Linked DNA regions of Mus musculus: region 2 is linked to region 1. The links are chromatin loops, found by intact Hi-C in ENCODE. Cell type or tissue: left cerebral cortex. All regions are shown on one strand. Links, peaks and the distances in the headings refer to the core of each region. The heading gives the core; the rest is flanking DNA.

Region 1 (7,815 bases), core at 3,260-5,759:
TTTCTGGTCCAGTCTATTTGGAGTTCTGTAGGCTTCTTGTATGTTCATATGCATCTCATTCTTTAGATTTGGGAAGTTTTCTTCAATAATTTTGTTGAAGATGTTTGCTGGACCTTTGAGTTGAAAATCTTCATTCTCATCCACTCCTATTATCCGTACGTTTGGTCTTCTTATTGTGTCCTGGATTTCCTGGATATTTTGAGTTAGGATCTTTTTGCATTTTCCATTTTCTTTGATTGTTGTGCCGATGTTCTCTATGGAATCTTCTGCACCTGAGATTCTCTCTTCCATCTCTTGTATTCTGTTGCTGATGCTCAAATCTATGGTTCCAGATTTCTTTCCTAGGGTTTCTATCTCTAGTGTTGCCTCGCTTTGAGTTTTCTTTATTGTGTCTACTTCCCTTTTTAGGTCTAGTATGGTTTTGTTCATTTCCATCACCTGTTTGTATGTTTTTTCCTCTTTTTCTGTAAGGACTTCTACCTGTTTGATTGTGTTTTCCTGTTTTTCTTTAAGGACTTGTAACTCTTTAGCAGTGTTCTCCTGTATTTCTTTAAGTGATTTATTAAAGTCCTTCTTGATGTCCTCTACCATCATCATGAGATATGCTTTTAAATCTAGGTCTAGGTTCTCAGGTGTGTTGGGGTTCCCTGGACTGGGCGAAGTGGGTGTGCTGGGTTCTGGTGATGGTGAGTGGTCTTGGTTCCTGTTAGTAAGATTCCTCCGTTTACCTTTCGCCATCTGGTAATCTCTGGAGTTAGTAGTTATAGTTGACTCTGTTTAGAGATTGTTCTTCTGGTGATTCTGTTACCGTCTATCAGCAGACCTGGGAGACAGATTCTCTCCTCTGAGTTTCAGTGCTCAGAGCACTCTCTGCTGGCAAGCTCTCTTACAGGGAAGGTGCGCAGATATCTTGTATTTGGACCTCCTCCTGGCCGAAGAAGAAGGCCCAAAACAGGACCTTTCTCAGACAGTGTGTTGCTTTGGCAGTTCCCAGGTGGTACAGACTCTCACCTAAGCAGACTAAATTCCTAAGTTCCTTGGAGTCCCGGGACCAAGATGGCGACCGCTGCTGCTGTGGCTTAGGCCGCCTCCCCAGCCGGGCGGGCACCTGTCCTCCGGTCCGGGAGGTGGCCGGCTGTCCCCGGCCCACACAGGGTGCTGCCTCAGCGCCTCTGTGCTTCTGCCTGTTCCAGAAGCTGTCAGGTTCTCTGGCGCACCCTCTCACCTGTTCAGACTAATTTCCTAAGTTCGGCGGGTCCCGGACCAAGATGGCGACCGCTGCTGCTGTGGCTTAGGCCGCCTCCCCAGCCGGGCGGGCACCTGTCCTCCGGTCCGGACGTTGGCTGGCTGTCCCCAGCCCACAAAGGGTGCTGCCTCAGCGCCTCTGTGCTTTCGCCTGTTCCAGAAGCTGTCAGGTTCTCTGGCGCACCCTCTCACCTGTTCAGACTAATTTCCTAAGTTCGGAGGGTCCCGGACCAAGATGGCGACCGCTCGAATTTGAATATCCTCATAGGATGATGTTTGAGTTCTTGGTTCCTACTTAGTGGAACTGCCCGGGAATGATTGGGAGGAGTGGGCTTGTTTGAACAAGTGTACTCTTGGAGGAAGTTTGTCATTAGTGCTTTGAGGTTTAAAAAGCCTATGCCAGGCCTAGTCTCTCTTAATCTCTTTTTCTTTTCCCTTCTACCCACCTCCTCCTGTACAATGCCTACAGACTAACATGTAAACTCTCAGTTACTGCTCCAGCACTATCTTTATATGATTCTGCTATGATGATCATGGAGGAACACTCTAAAACTATAAGTAATCGCCAAAACAAATTTCTTCTTATATTGATCATTCCATTCGTTGACATCTCAAATGATAATCCCCTTCCCAGTTTCCCCTCTACAAATCCACCCATCCCACATCTGCCCTCTCCACCCTCCCCTCTGCCTCTATGAGGGTACTCCCTTACCCACCCACTCCTGCTCCACCTCTCCAGCATCCCCCTATGCTGGGGCATCAAACCTCCCCAGGACCAAGGACCTACCCTCCCATTGATGTCAGACAAGGCAATATGTATCCGGAGCCATGGATCCCTCCCTGTATATTTTTATGACTTGCTTTGAGCATGCTGTCTCTTTATAGCAACACAGTATTAACTAAGACAGTACTTGTCTACTCAGAATCAATTCTGAAGTTTTGGAATGTTGTGAAGCAAGTAAGGAATGGAATTGGGTAATATCTCTGACAGAATTTGAAAATCATGGATACTGAGAGAGCAAAAACCGATGAAGTTGTGATTTTTGCTACTGAAGAAAAAAGTGTCTTTTTTTCCCTTTTTTTTTTTGTTGTTGTTGTTGTTTGTTTTTTGTTCTTTGTGAGACAGGGTTTCTCTGTGAAGCCCTGGCTGTCCATGAACTCAGAAATCTGCCTGCCCCTGCCTCCCAAGTGCTGGGGTTGAAAAAAAAAGTTTTAATAAACAAAGAAAGAAAATAAGTTTTAAAAAGTTAAATAATTAATTCAGAATATATTTTGGATTGGGTAAAATGTCCAGGAAATGCATTCAGTCAGAAGGATAGCAATAGCCAAGAAGATTCCTTGTCTAGGAGTTTTTTTCAACATCTTAGAAGCTACGTTTGAACAAGTCTGTTGGAAGTTTTTTTATTTGCAAAGAATAGTTATGATAATATTTTTTAAAGCTTACAGTCCCAGCAATGTCAATTTGGCTTTCCACAAGCTTTGAAGTCAATTGACTTAGTCATTAGATTTTACCATGTTAACTACTTAGAAAATGCAGAAGGCATCTAAAAAGTAGAAGGAATGTTCATTTAAATTTATTTTAATAAATAAAACTTGGAACTCTCTAGAATACCCATCCTCTGTCTATAACCTACACTTTTATTTTCATAATACTTAGGGTCATGTCATCTTTCAAGTAGAAGTGTTTTTCTATTCACAAAATTCATGTGTCCCTGAGATTGTTTTATATAATAAAGCATTCTCCAAAATGAATATGTTTTTCACAATTGATTCTAAAATATAAGATTTTCTAAGAAACAAACAATGGTAACTATACACATTGTACCAGCTTTACATTCACAAAAAGGATAAATAAGCATACAAGAAAAAGGAAATTGGATTGCCAAGTAGAACAGTAAAAATTCTCCATAGAATGACTATAGGCTCAAAACAGTTCCCCCCCACCAATATTCATAGGTTCATTTTTTAGTTCATTCTATGGAAAGCTGCTTGTGCTTAGATATTGTTTCTTTCATAAAATTTGCAGTCTAGACATAGCCTAGTGATAACTCACTATGAATCAATAAATACTTCAAACGGCGGAAAGTGGCATGCAGAAAAGAGGCAAAGCTAACTGGGTTCTAAATACAGAGATGTGTACAGACTTCAGAAGAAAGACTATAGTAAGGTTTTTATTTTTGTTCTTTCTTATAAGCAAGATATCCTTAGTGAAAGGATAAGAGAGCCAATTTCTACTACTAAGAGGTACGGCTGGGAAAATAATTCAGGTGACACCCATACTGTGCTATTATTTTTTTCACAGGTGGTCCTGACAAATAACCCAAAAATTTTTGGGTTCAGTGACTCAGAAACATAGACTTCCATTTTGTCTTCATCTGCATTGGTATCATAAGTATAAGCAATATGATGCAGAAAGTGAAAGACATTTACTGAACAGCTCTAGGGAACTGATTAAACATTATCTCAGACTCTTAGTTGGTCTAGTTATTTCAACAAGGAAGAGATAAGTTTACAAAACACTTTTTTCACAACTAGTTTGAGTGTTATATTTAACAAGTTATCCACCATGCCTCATAAATTCACATATATATCATTAGTATATCAAACTGACTTCTAGTAAAAGGTACTTTCAAAATATTAAAGAACGAGGAGCAAAATATCTGTTCAGGAACCTTTGAAAATCAGTTCTACCCAGATGTAAAATGTCAAGGAAGTAGAAGGTTAAAAATTCATTTACATATGGGATATGGTTTAGTGAAATGTGCATAAGAGTTGTAAGATTTTTCAAATACCAATATTCTTTGACTTTTTGCAGTCAAATTTTCTCTCATATAAGATGTTTTCTTTAATACATTCTGTTTCCATTTTAAAGCCTTTTTTCTATGCTATTCATAAAAGAAGTATCTCTACTTACCAAATGTAAGGCTTAGATAAATGTATAGTAATAGTATGACCCCAACATTACACACACACACACACACACACACACAAACACACTCACACACAAACACACTCACACAGCGTTTGGTAATTCAGTTTCATGAAAATTTCAGTTTAGATAAATCACAAGGTTGAAAGGGGGCTTTAAAGTTAAGAATGTTGAAAAGTCAAGCACTTAACAAATCTGAAACACTGATATTTCCGTTTTGTAAACCATCAATGGGTCACTCTGGGATGATGGAAATGGTACATTGCTTTTGGTTGAGTGGTAGTCAATTGTGGAGGAAAATGGCTGAAATGGATCACAAACCACAGTCCAAAACATTTCCGGATCTGACTTCTGTGCAGGAGAGACACGCTGGAGCCATCTAGTGGGACACCGTCTTAGAAACAGAAGGTGTGACTACAGCCTGGGTTTAGAGCTGAGCAAAAGTCTAACTGCAGCTCTGGCACAAACCAACTCCCAGAACAGTCTCACTCAGATGTGTCATCATTTCAGGAAGGCAGCCTCTGCTGCAGATGCCTGATTCTAGGAATGCAGCTAACTTCAATCACCCTGCCTCACTCTCTCTGGCTACCACTTCCTTGAGTACTATTCTGAGATGTGCATCATCTGGTGACCTAGAAGGGTAGAATTCATAAACAATAGCTATTTTGATAAGTGAACCCATTAGGCACACACCAAAACAAGTATAGGACTGCATCCATCCAGAAGAAATTTAACACAGATCTGGCTTAATTATTGACTCTCACTTAGCTCTACCTGTCTTTAAATAGTCACTTTTGACCAGACGTTCCATTGTGAAAGGTTTTTATTGGTTCTAAAGGTATTATAATAGTTTGGGCAATGCCTTGTTTTGATTTCTACTTATCAAGCTTGAAAATGGGCCTTTCCCTATTACTGAAGCCTAAAGTTTCTCTATGGCACTAGATGGAGCAGATGAAGATCTAATTGGAAAAAATTTTACCCAGAGCCAGACCTGTTAATGCACTTGATTGTTGATATGATGAGCTATTTTTACAAAAGGAAGGAATAAGTGATTCTGGTTCACAATTCAAGGGTCTGTGCTCCATCATAGTGAGGCAGGAATGGTGGCAGAAGCATGACTACAGGGAGTCACATTACATCCAGAACAAACCAATGAACGTTATTGTACAGCTCCATCTTTTCTGTGTATTCCACCCAAGATGACGGATAGCCCATGACATGGTGTTTATGTACACTTAGATGGGCTCATTTACCCTAATCTAGATAATCCTTCATGGATATCTCTTCAGTAATTCAAGAGTTTGTCAAGTTGACAATAATAAGCACCATGGGTAGATTCTTTCTACTCATCTTGTCTAATTTCTTTTTCTTTGTAAATAAAACTTTATTGATGTTTTTCTTAAATTTAATTATTTATTAAAAATCAACATAGGTCTTGTAATGCATATATGCATAAATGTGATGTTAACTGGGATGAGGCATGGAGATATGGCACTTCAGTTAAGAGCACTGACTATTTTTCCAGAGGAACCAAGTCATTCAATTCCTAGCAGCCAGGTAATGTCACTTCCATGGGATCCGGTGTCCTCTTCATCTTCTGAAACCAGGCAAGTGGAACACAGACAAACATGCAGGAAAACACTGATAAACAATTTTATTTTTAATACAGGGTGTTGGGAGAATCCCTCAGAGTTTTTTGTTTCAGGTAGTTCTGGGACAGGAGCCAAGAATTTTCATGTAGATTCCCCATAGATACTGTTTGTTCTTGACCAAGACAGGGTACATTGGAAGATGAAACATGGAGGATGAAAACAGGAAAACATGACATTTGATCATGCTAACATGAAAATGTCCTTCCTAAGCTCTCAAACATTCAGTAGTTTTCTGTTCTTGGTCATTTTATGTTTTTTTTTCAATTCACCTAATTCTTCAAATAAGGTCTTTTGAAGAATTCCATTGTGTAAGATAGATATGTGTAAAGACTAAGTGAGAAGATGAAAACCCAAGAGCTCATCTGGTCTCCCTCACTCCCCACAGATTTCCACTTTAGACCCTAGGGCTGCCTGCACAGAAACCTTAAACTACCCAAGAACAGTTGGAGACCAAAGTGTTCTAAGAAGTTGTGTACCCCACTCACATCCCTCCTCCAAATGCCAACAGTTCCTCATAAGTTTTTGTTCATCATCCTGTCTTTTCTCTTCTGGTTGAAATAGAATTTCCTACAAAATGCTTCTCTTGCATCTTACACTTAATATATTTTATTAGACTGAGTGGAGGGAAACAGTGATATAAACAAAGGTACATCAAAGGTACATAGCTTTCTTTTAAGGATGGATACGACTTGTGTTTCACAGCACTGATGGGGATGGTCTGAAATAGGTGAAGGAGGGGTATTTTCACCACTACCAGATTGTATCACTACAAGGAGAATGAGTTGAAAATTCTTATCACCCCAACTTCTACCACACTCACCAATACGTCAACTTTCTATCAAGTCTAATGGGTAATTTTAATGATACATGAGGAGCCCTTAAAGTCCATAGGTAATCACCACATTATCTCACTCAGATCCTTAGTGATGCTTTAGGGCAGAATTAATTGATAGCATGTGAATATTATTCTATTGTAGATATATTTTTTCTGTTTTGTAAATGAATCTTTGACCCTTAACTATCACCTAAAAATTGAAACATGGGATGATTGAATATAGAATCCATCTATTTCTAAATTTTAAGATCTGTTTTACTGTCTATGAATTTTCTTTTTTTAAAAAAGAATAGTCCAATATTTGATTATAGATACAACTCACTCTTATCAGAGATAAGAGATTAATCAAATTGAGGGTAGGTACTCCTTTGAAATTTTCTAGAAAAGTAGGGTTTTAGAATTTAAAATATTCTTCAGAAAACAAGTGTTCATTCTTGCTTGTATTATTTTTATTTTCGAAGGCAGATACAGATTTTGTTGAAATATTTAATATAATCAGTATCATATTTATTTGAGAATTTATATGAGTGTCTCTGTGTCCCTTGCCAGGGACCTTTTTCCTTAAATTGAGGACTTGAATTTAAATTCACCATTCTTTATAGCATATACTGCATAGTTCTTTTTTTTCAGTCTCCTTTTGCTTTGAGTCCAGCAAAAAGAGGAAAGAGATGAAAGTTAAGACTAGCATATGTGTAATATGACAGAGTAAAAATGAGAATTATAAGATCAATTCTAAGTCACAATACACACACACAGACACACACACACACAAACACACACACACACAAACATACACACACACACACACACACACACACACACACACACACACACGCACGCACACACACACAACAGAAGAGGAAAAAGAACAGAAAAGATAAACTCCTCCAGAAGAATCTTCTTTATTTCCTATGGTGAGAAAGCGGCATTTTGGAGTACACTTAGGAAATTTGGGTAGTCATCCCCAAATATATATTCAAAGCCAAAAGATGTATGATTTGTCGAGGGCTGTTACAAAGACTGTGCCCTTAACCCAAACAAGCGTCATCTTCGGGGAGATTTTTATTCGTGTGATCAATTCATATCTGGACAGGTCTTCTGCTGGTTGGCATAGCAACTAACTGAAGTTCATTGAACTTTTAGATGTGTGTGCT
Region 2 (7,815 bases), core at 2,686-5,185, 1.7 Mb before region 1:
TGTAATTTTTTTTGTATTTCCTGGTTATATTGAAATTAGGATATCCTCCTTTGCCTGCCTTCCCTCCAAAAAATGTGGAGGCATATCAAAACCACAGAAGGTCGTCATAAAATCCCAGTCAGACCAAAGCAACTGAGATGAAAGCAGATTTAAAAGCGCCAAGGTTCTGTAAGCTTTCAAAATCAGGACATTACGACCATGACAACCAATGAAAAGTTCTTTCAAGTGAACCTTTGGGGAAAACTACATAACATTCATTACTCTCTGGGAACTTTGGAAATAACCTTTTACTTTATTATGCCTGCCACTGAAGCTTGTAAATTTATGTTACTCCCCTCGCTCTCCAAATGTAACCATCCTTGAACTTCAGGCCATGTATAAATGAAACTTCAGGACAACTAGCTACTCCATAGCCATCCACAATGTTTGGTCAGATTTACCTCACCAAAGGTGTGTCTCAGAGTTTGTAGTTGCACTTTGGTACTTACATAAATGAAATTTGCCATACTGCTTGTAATTCATTCTTTCTTTCATCTATCTATCTATCTATCTATCTATCTATCTATCTATCTATCTATCTATCTACCTATCGATCTGATAGCATTCCCTTCCCCCTTAACAATTTTCAAATACCCATGCAACTACTGAGTTTCGTCATTTTTTTTTTAAATCTATCAACAATGACTCCATTATTCAGTAATTGGGTCCATAACTTTCTGAAGTTTTCATATTCCTGTGATAGAGTGATGGAAGTTTAGTAATTCTTTGAAATATAAAATTACTTAGGATTATTGCTTTTAGGCCTTTTGGCTAAGATCAAGTGTAAAATTATTTAGGATTAATAATCTCATCCCTAAGTGGAAGATGGAGGGGCTTTAAGGATGCACTTCCCTAAGTTTTAAAGTACTAAAGCTTTAGTGATGTTTCCAAGGGTTAACTCCCCAATGCCAGTGACAAACGGATTTCATTTGCCAACATCATTTACTTCTTAGCATTACTCCATACTAGACAGAATAAATGGAGGCCAGAGTGTAACCAATACGTCTACTCATTCACTTCTGATGCCCATCTGGGCATGTTATCCATCCTAATAAAGAAAATTTATCATAATGCAACTTAATGTGATTATCCTTCAAATGGCTCCTTCTGCCTCCAGTGAACAACAGCCAGCATTTTCAAGTTGGAATTCTGCAAAACTCTCTTCTGATTCCTCTTTAAAATGCAATTCACAGCTTGAGCTCACAGAGCCTGCCAGTGGCTGAATGGCTGCACTAGGCGGCTGAGAGTCCTTCAATTAAGCAGCAATTTTGCAATTAGTGGAAACGAAGTGCTTCATAACAATTGTTTGAAAACAAGTTGAGACAAGTGAGCAATTACCCCATTAAAAAGAGATACTCACTGTCACAGGACCAAAAGAGCCCCCTCACACAAACGGAAACCGTCCCCACAAGGAGAGAAACACAGGCTGGTGTTTTAACCATTAGCAGGAGATCAGTACACTATAACTGCTGCAGCAGGAGTGTGTCTTCCATAACAGTCAAAGGTTTAGCTGCCCTCCTCTTGCTGTGTTCTGTTTTCATTCAGAAAATCCACAACTGCTCTTTGCTCTACTCCGGGACTAAATTCCTACACCTTAAATTCTTAATGAACTACTTGTGTGTGACCTTTCCTTCCATGTCGTGCATCTCAGATTCTCTTGGTGATTAGAAGATAACATCTATAGAACCCAAATCTGCCAACTGTGCTACAATTTACAACATATAGGGTATGTGGAGTGTGGGGAAAGAAGGGGGGAAGGGGGAGATGGATTTTACTAAAGGCTTCAAAGATGAATCTAAAAAAGAATAAAAACAAGCTGGTTGCTATACTATCAGGTGGGCGTGCTCAGCCTGCTCCGTGTGCCAAGCTACAACCCAGAGCTATTTATATTCGGAAGAAATGAGATTATTGGGACTATTAAAAAGAATTGGACTCTTAAAACATTACAGGAAGCTGGGAACAGCTTATATTTTAATGGTGCCCCCTTTAAAAGAAAATCCAAGACTTTGTGCTAGGATTTTAGAAATTTGCATTTACATTTAATATGATTTCTCCCTCCCAGCGAGTCAAGATGAACTAGAAGTAACCCAGCTCCTTTTCTCTCTTGGGACCTTTAGGAGATTTAAGCAACCATGGCTGCAGTTTAGGCAAATGATCACTTTCTAGGTTCCTCTTGTATGCAGTTAAAAGGGTGCATACTTTCAAGGCATCCTAAACCAGATTTCCTAAATGATTTAATTTCTGGATGCATAAAGGTTTGCAATCCTTTCAAATGACCTTAAGTAGCACCCTAAAACAAGCATGATTCCAAACTACAAACTAAGCTCTGAATGGGCTGTGAGAGACTCTAGAAGTATGTGAAAAATTACTGTTAGTCTGTTTTAAAAAATGTTATGTCTAAGTGTGTCTGCAATGGTCTAATGCTTCAAGATGTCTACGTCATGCACAACAGTCTTGTTTATCTGGGAATTATTTCTTTCTTCCTGAATCATTTATAAACAGGAAAATTTTAATGACGTAAAACAGTTCTCTATACAACGTGTGTTCTGTGTCGTTGTATTTACTATTAATATTTACCAATATTTATCCCATTTTTACAAAATAACATAGAAGAGGAACAGAAAACAACTTTATGATTCTGGAATTCCAATAATGGTAACTACCATATTTCAAATTCCAGTAGAGATTACGTTTCAACAAGTCTCTCTCTCTCTCTCTCTCTCTCTCTCTCTCTCTCTCTCTCTCTCTCTCTCTTGCCTTGGGGAGGAGGGGAGGAAGAACAAACCAAAACCTCCAAACCTTATGAAAAATCAGTGAACTGCAGTAATTATTTTTAAAGCTCCCTAATGTTATTTCATCCTCTGCGCCTGACTAAGCCTATTGTGTGTAACAGCTTGAACCGCTCTTGTTCTAACCTCAGATACCTCCGACCTGAAAATAGTGTCTCAAACTTACAGGGGCCCGGATGCTTAGAGGAATCAAACCCGTAAATAAAATAAATAAATAAATAATGCAACAAGACAAAACAAAAATCAATCGAAGGATCAAAATGGCTTTTGACCTTATAACTAATGTATAAAAGAATCGATTTTTGGAGAAGAATTAAAAGAGGGGTATATTTTTCAGTAAGTTGATCCAATTGTTGGGAAGGGGGAGTCATTTAGCCTTTCATATACAATTAGATAACAATTACTGTTCCTAATTATACATCGCTTTCTTTTTAAAAAAAGGATAAGTTCTAGAAGGATTAATAAACAGGCAGAAACATACTTCCAGACAAGAACATCCTGTATTCTTGTGAGAGGGGCTAAAAGGCTGTTGTTGACGCTGAGAAGACGGATATTTTAGGATGCCGGGAAGACCCTCAAGTAAGATCAAGAAAATCCTAGCACTTAGTCAATGGTATCTCAAAGCACCCCGGCAACTCAAGGAAAGAAATGCAACAAGCCAAAATTCCGAACCGAGCCGCACATCTTCAGGAAGCTGTTTCAAAACGCCACTCAACAAGTTTCTACTCGCAACCCCCATAACGACCAGCAAAACTGCCCCTAAAACACTTCCCCGCCCCCATTCGACGAGCCCCAGCAGCTACTCTTGCCAGTGTGGCCAGAAGAGGGCACCCTCTACCTTCCTAGCTCAGCTCTCCTGGCCCTCCCCTCCCTCCTCCTTGGATCCTCCCTCTCTCCCTCCGGCTCCCCCCATCCCCAAGTCCCCATCCCCAGTTTCCTAGCCCAGGCTCCACCCCCAACTCACGAATTGTTTTCACTAAAACACCAGTTCAAACTCAAACTCACAGCCTGTGGCTCACCGCCCTCAGCAGCCCCGGGGGGAACAACACCACCCCCCCCCCACCCCCGGCAGCAATTTCCCCTTCTTCCTTGTCATCAAGCACAAAGCCCCCATCTTCAGCTATTTCTTTCTACGCTTAGGTCGCTTATCCATTGCTCTTCCTGTTTCAGCATCCCTGGAAATCAAAACTAGCCTCTTCATCCTCCATAAACACCCAACCTACTCCCGGATGAAAGTCAAAACTTTCACTTCCTCAGGAGGATGCCCAAAGGGAGGTGCGCAGGATGGACAGAGGGTCGGATACAGGCTGTCCTGGAGTTCCGCAGACCCTTTCAGGCCCCAGCGATAAGAAGGGTCCCAAGTTTTCCTAGTTAAACGTTGACCTTGGACCTGTAAGTAAGCTTTGGTAGTACTCCCTAGAGAGCAGGTGACAGTGAACAGCCTGTTGTGATACCCAGGAAAAGAGATGAGGACAGAAGGCGCCAAGACCCATTCTCGGACTACACACCACCCCGGTCCAAATTTGCGTGGAGAGTGCCTAAGCCGGTGGTAAGGGCTCTCATCCCAGCCCTGTCCCGGTGCCATCCGTCTGAGCCCCCAACAGCTGTCGCTCTATATCTCTCTCACCACCCTTCCTCGTCTGCGGGAGGACTTCGGGGATCCCCGGGACGCAGGCTTAGCTCCCATGGCGCAAGTCGTCCTCTTCCCTTGGCTTTTTCTCTCACACTGAAGGGATTCCTGGGGTCGCACTGTCCCTCAGAGTCGTGGGATCCCGGGAGAACGCTCCCCAGGAGCAAGCCCGCCCCTCCGCTGTCCCGGGACGAAGGTGAAGCCGGAGTTCTGCAGTCCCACAACTTCTCAGTCCCCTAGCCAACTTTCCCGGGCGCACGCGCCTCTGGCTCTCGCACTTAGCCCCACGCCCCGCAGTCGCCTACCTCAGGGTCCACACAAAGCTCTCGGATCCCCGGCAGTGGAGTCACATTGTTGTCACGCTTCTGGTCCCTGCGCCCTGCCCTGGGCCCCGTGCGCTTTCTCGTCTGCCCCAAGGCAGTGGTGGCAGTTGAAGGAACCGGGTCTCATCAAAGCCTCCCAGGCGGAGGTGGCGCGCCGCCCCAGGCGGTTTCCTTCTCCAAGCCCGGGAGTCCCGGGCGCACTGGGAACCGTGCGACAGCCAGCCAGCGGGTGCGCCCCGGCACGGCAGCAGCGACGGGCACCCAGAGCTCAGCCAGAGCCAGGCACTGGGGTCAGACATTATTTAGCTCTTCGGTTGAGCTTCGATTGGTCAGACAGCGCCGCCCCTATCCCCTCCCTGCTCCGCCGCGCCACCGATACCCATTGGGGTGGCTGCTTAAAGGGGACGACGCGCCTTTTCCTTGCGGGGGCTCAGCCCTCGGAAGCCCTCGGAAGCCCTCGGAAGCCCTCGGGGTATCCCTGATCGCCTTGCACTGGCTTCTCTCCATTTCCCCGGAGCTCGCTGCTTAAACCCAAAGCTCTGTGCCTGCCCTCTGCGGTCTCCGCAGGGTGCCCTTTGCTAGGAGGGGTGGTCGAATCCCGGTTCCTAGGCACCCTACTCCCCGCAATGTGCTCTAGAGTAGGAGGAAGCGAGTGTGAGTCTCACACGTTCAAATCTTTCTCCCCTGGTTTGCAACTCTCCCCATCTTTTCCATCCCAGCACCCAAGTTCTGTGGGAGAGGGCGTGCATCCACCCCCACCCCCAGGCCCCGGCCCCAGACACACCTTCCCGCACCTTCCCGCACCACAAAGCTAGAAAAAGCGAACACACAATGAAACTACACAGAGTGTGCGGGGTTATGGTTTACTCCGCTACCTTAAACACATCGGCTTAACCAGAGTTTGCGCCCTGACCTCTCCGGAGTGTGCCTAATAGAATTCAATCAAGATAATAACAGTATTTTTTATTAATGAATAACCCCGGATAGCATTACACCAAGTTACTGCTTCTAGCCGGGAAGCCTAGGCAATAACAGACCTCACTAAAGCCATATGCTTCCCAGCAGACCAAACGGGGGCGGGGGGGGGGGTGAGGAAAGAGAAAGAAAAGAAACCCACCTTTTTCAGTCACTACTTGTCAAAGTAAACATCAAGGCAGCTGCTCTGGGGAAGACCGGTCCCCAAGGTTCTAGACTCTTACTATATATTTCCCCTTCTCTTCAGTTAAAAGGGGGAGGGGGCGAGTCTTTGGTGGCCGATATGTACTCCTGTTCTGCAGCAAAGAAGTTAAATTATTGATAGTGGAAATTGCATGGCGGAGGTAATACTCGCACGCCTTCAGCGAGAAGCTCCATTTGATCTAGGCAGAGGCTGGGAGATTTCATGCTAGCTCGCCGGGGGTGGGTGGGGGGAGCGGCAGCGAGAGCAGTCCTCTCCTCGGTGAATGGGAAAGTGGGTGGGAGTCCACGAGAGGGCTCCACGCTGCCTTGACGTGAGCTGTCATATGATACCTCCTCTGCCTCGAAATAGACACTCTAGTGCACGAATTACCAGAATCAGAATTCCGCGCATTTAAAATGATACATCTTTTATTAGAAGAATTCCGTTCCAGGGCATTGCATGCTTTGTAGATGTTTTCACTTCCAGTCCTAGCAAATTCACGCACACAGAAGCCAAGCCTGTCATTATCTAGGCAGCAACAACACATCAATATATATATGTATATATACTTAACCAGGATTTAGGGTGAGGGGTGGGTAGCTCACTAAGCCCCCTTCCTCTAGAGCAGAGAGTGGTCTTTGGACCGTTTTTGTTTGGTTGTTTGATTTTTTTTTTAACCTATGAGAGATCAGTTACATGACTAGGTTCTGGAGGGCTACTTTCATTTAGCTGTATGATAAACTCTGCCAAGTGTCTACCTGGATTGCTGCTTTGTTAAACGTTGCCCCTCTAATCCAGCCAATAAGTAAAGGCTAGGGCAGACAGACCTTTATTATTCATTTTATTTTATTTTTTTTTAGAAAAAAATATAAAAGAACAAGAGGGCAGTATTGAGCACGGTGCCACAGCCTCTTGTTAACATAATCACCTGTCTGAGGATTAAAAGAGAGGCTCCTTCTTCTAAGGCTGGCCTTTAGTATGTCTGAGACAGGGCCCAGTGATTAGCACTGTAATAAGCAATTCATTCACAGACGATTTCAAGTCACCGTGAAAAATTGGCATATGTGACTCAGAAAGGAGGCAAAAATGGGTATCCGAGACTCTTGCACCCCAACTTCTGTGACCCCTTGTATGTGAATGCTTGTGAAATCTGAATGACTTAATCGTTGTTAAGGCATTGCTGTATGACTGTATCTGAATGCTTAAACATTAAATTTCCTAGAGGAAAGGAGGTTCATAACAGTTCTTTTTCCCAGATGTCTGTTGTCACCAGAGTGGGCTATTGTACTGAATATATGGCGGTAGTGTATACTGAGATTCATTTACCAAGGGCTGATGGTTAACAAAGTGAAATTACTAATATTTGCTATTTGAAAGCTTCCAAAACCTGCTGACAGAAATCTTTCTGTTTTATAAGTGAAGAACCAGAGATTCAATACCTTATAGTAATTCAACCAAGAATACCAGAGATCCACCCTTAAAGACCTCAAAAGCTCAAGCGAGAAAGGCCTCCTCCTTCTACCCTTTGTCCTTCAGTAAAGGGAAATCATCAGAACTCAAGCTACTTTAGAGTCCCCTTACAAATTGTTGCTCTGGATAGTCAGGCTATTCAAATATATGCACACTCTCAGAGTGTCACTCACAGTTCGCTTTGCCCCACTGACAACTTGGTGGAGCATGTGATCAAAACAAAGGATCTTACAACACAGATGATAGAGGGCATGAAGCTAGGCTTGGGCCACCTTAAAGACCCTCTGTTTCTTCCTAGGTTATAGGCTGAATATAACCATGATTTCTTCTATCATCATAACTTAAGTGACTATATTACAATCTTTAAAGCTACTGGTATATCTTTAAAAAGGACTGGAGGAGTCC

The links. A loop is a pair of places that touch in the nucleus more often than their neighbours do. Peaks named below come from ENCODE experiments on the same cell type or tissue, not always from the same donor. Only the 100,000 strongest peaks of a DNase experiment are listed, where the experiment ranks them.
Region 2: a loop joins it to region 1, with 4 times the contacts of the local background. A loop is called at or near these places in 7 of 42 quality-filtered maps.

Annotation. Positions count from the first base shown.
Region 1 is chr2:107,970,498-107,978,312 of GRCm38, reverse strand. No RefSeq gene overlaps it. Among named protein-coding and RNA genes, the nearest start is that of Gm39904, 51 kb to the right of the region's middle. In left cerebral cortex, for the core only: a CTCF peak has its summit at 4,551 (motif pointing left); a DNase peak (open chromatin) is centred at 4,600.
Region 2 is chr2:109,690,858-109,698,672 of GRCm38, reverse strand. It overlaps Bdnf (brain derived neurotrophic factor), which reads right to left and starts at 5,110. Exons shown (of 2, transcript NM_001048142.1): 1 at 4,764-5,110. In left cerebral cortex, for the core only: a CTCF peak has its summit at 3,644 (motif pointing right); DNase peaks (open chromatin) are centred at 3,651, 4,329 and 4,984; H3K4me3 peaks cover 1,898 bases; H3K27ac peaks cover 418 bases.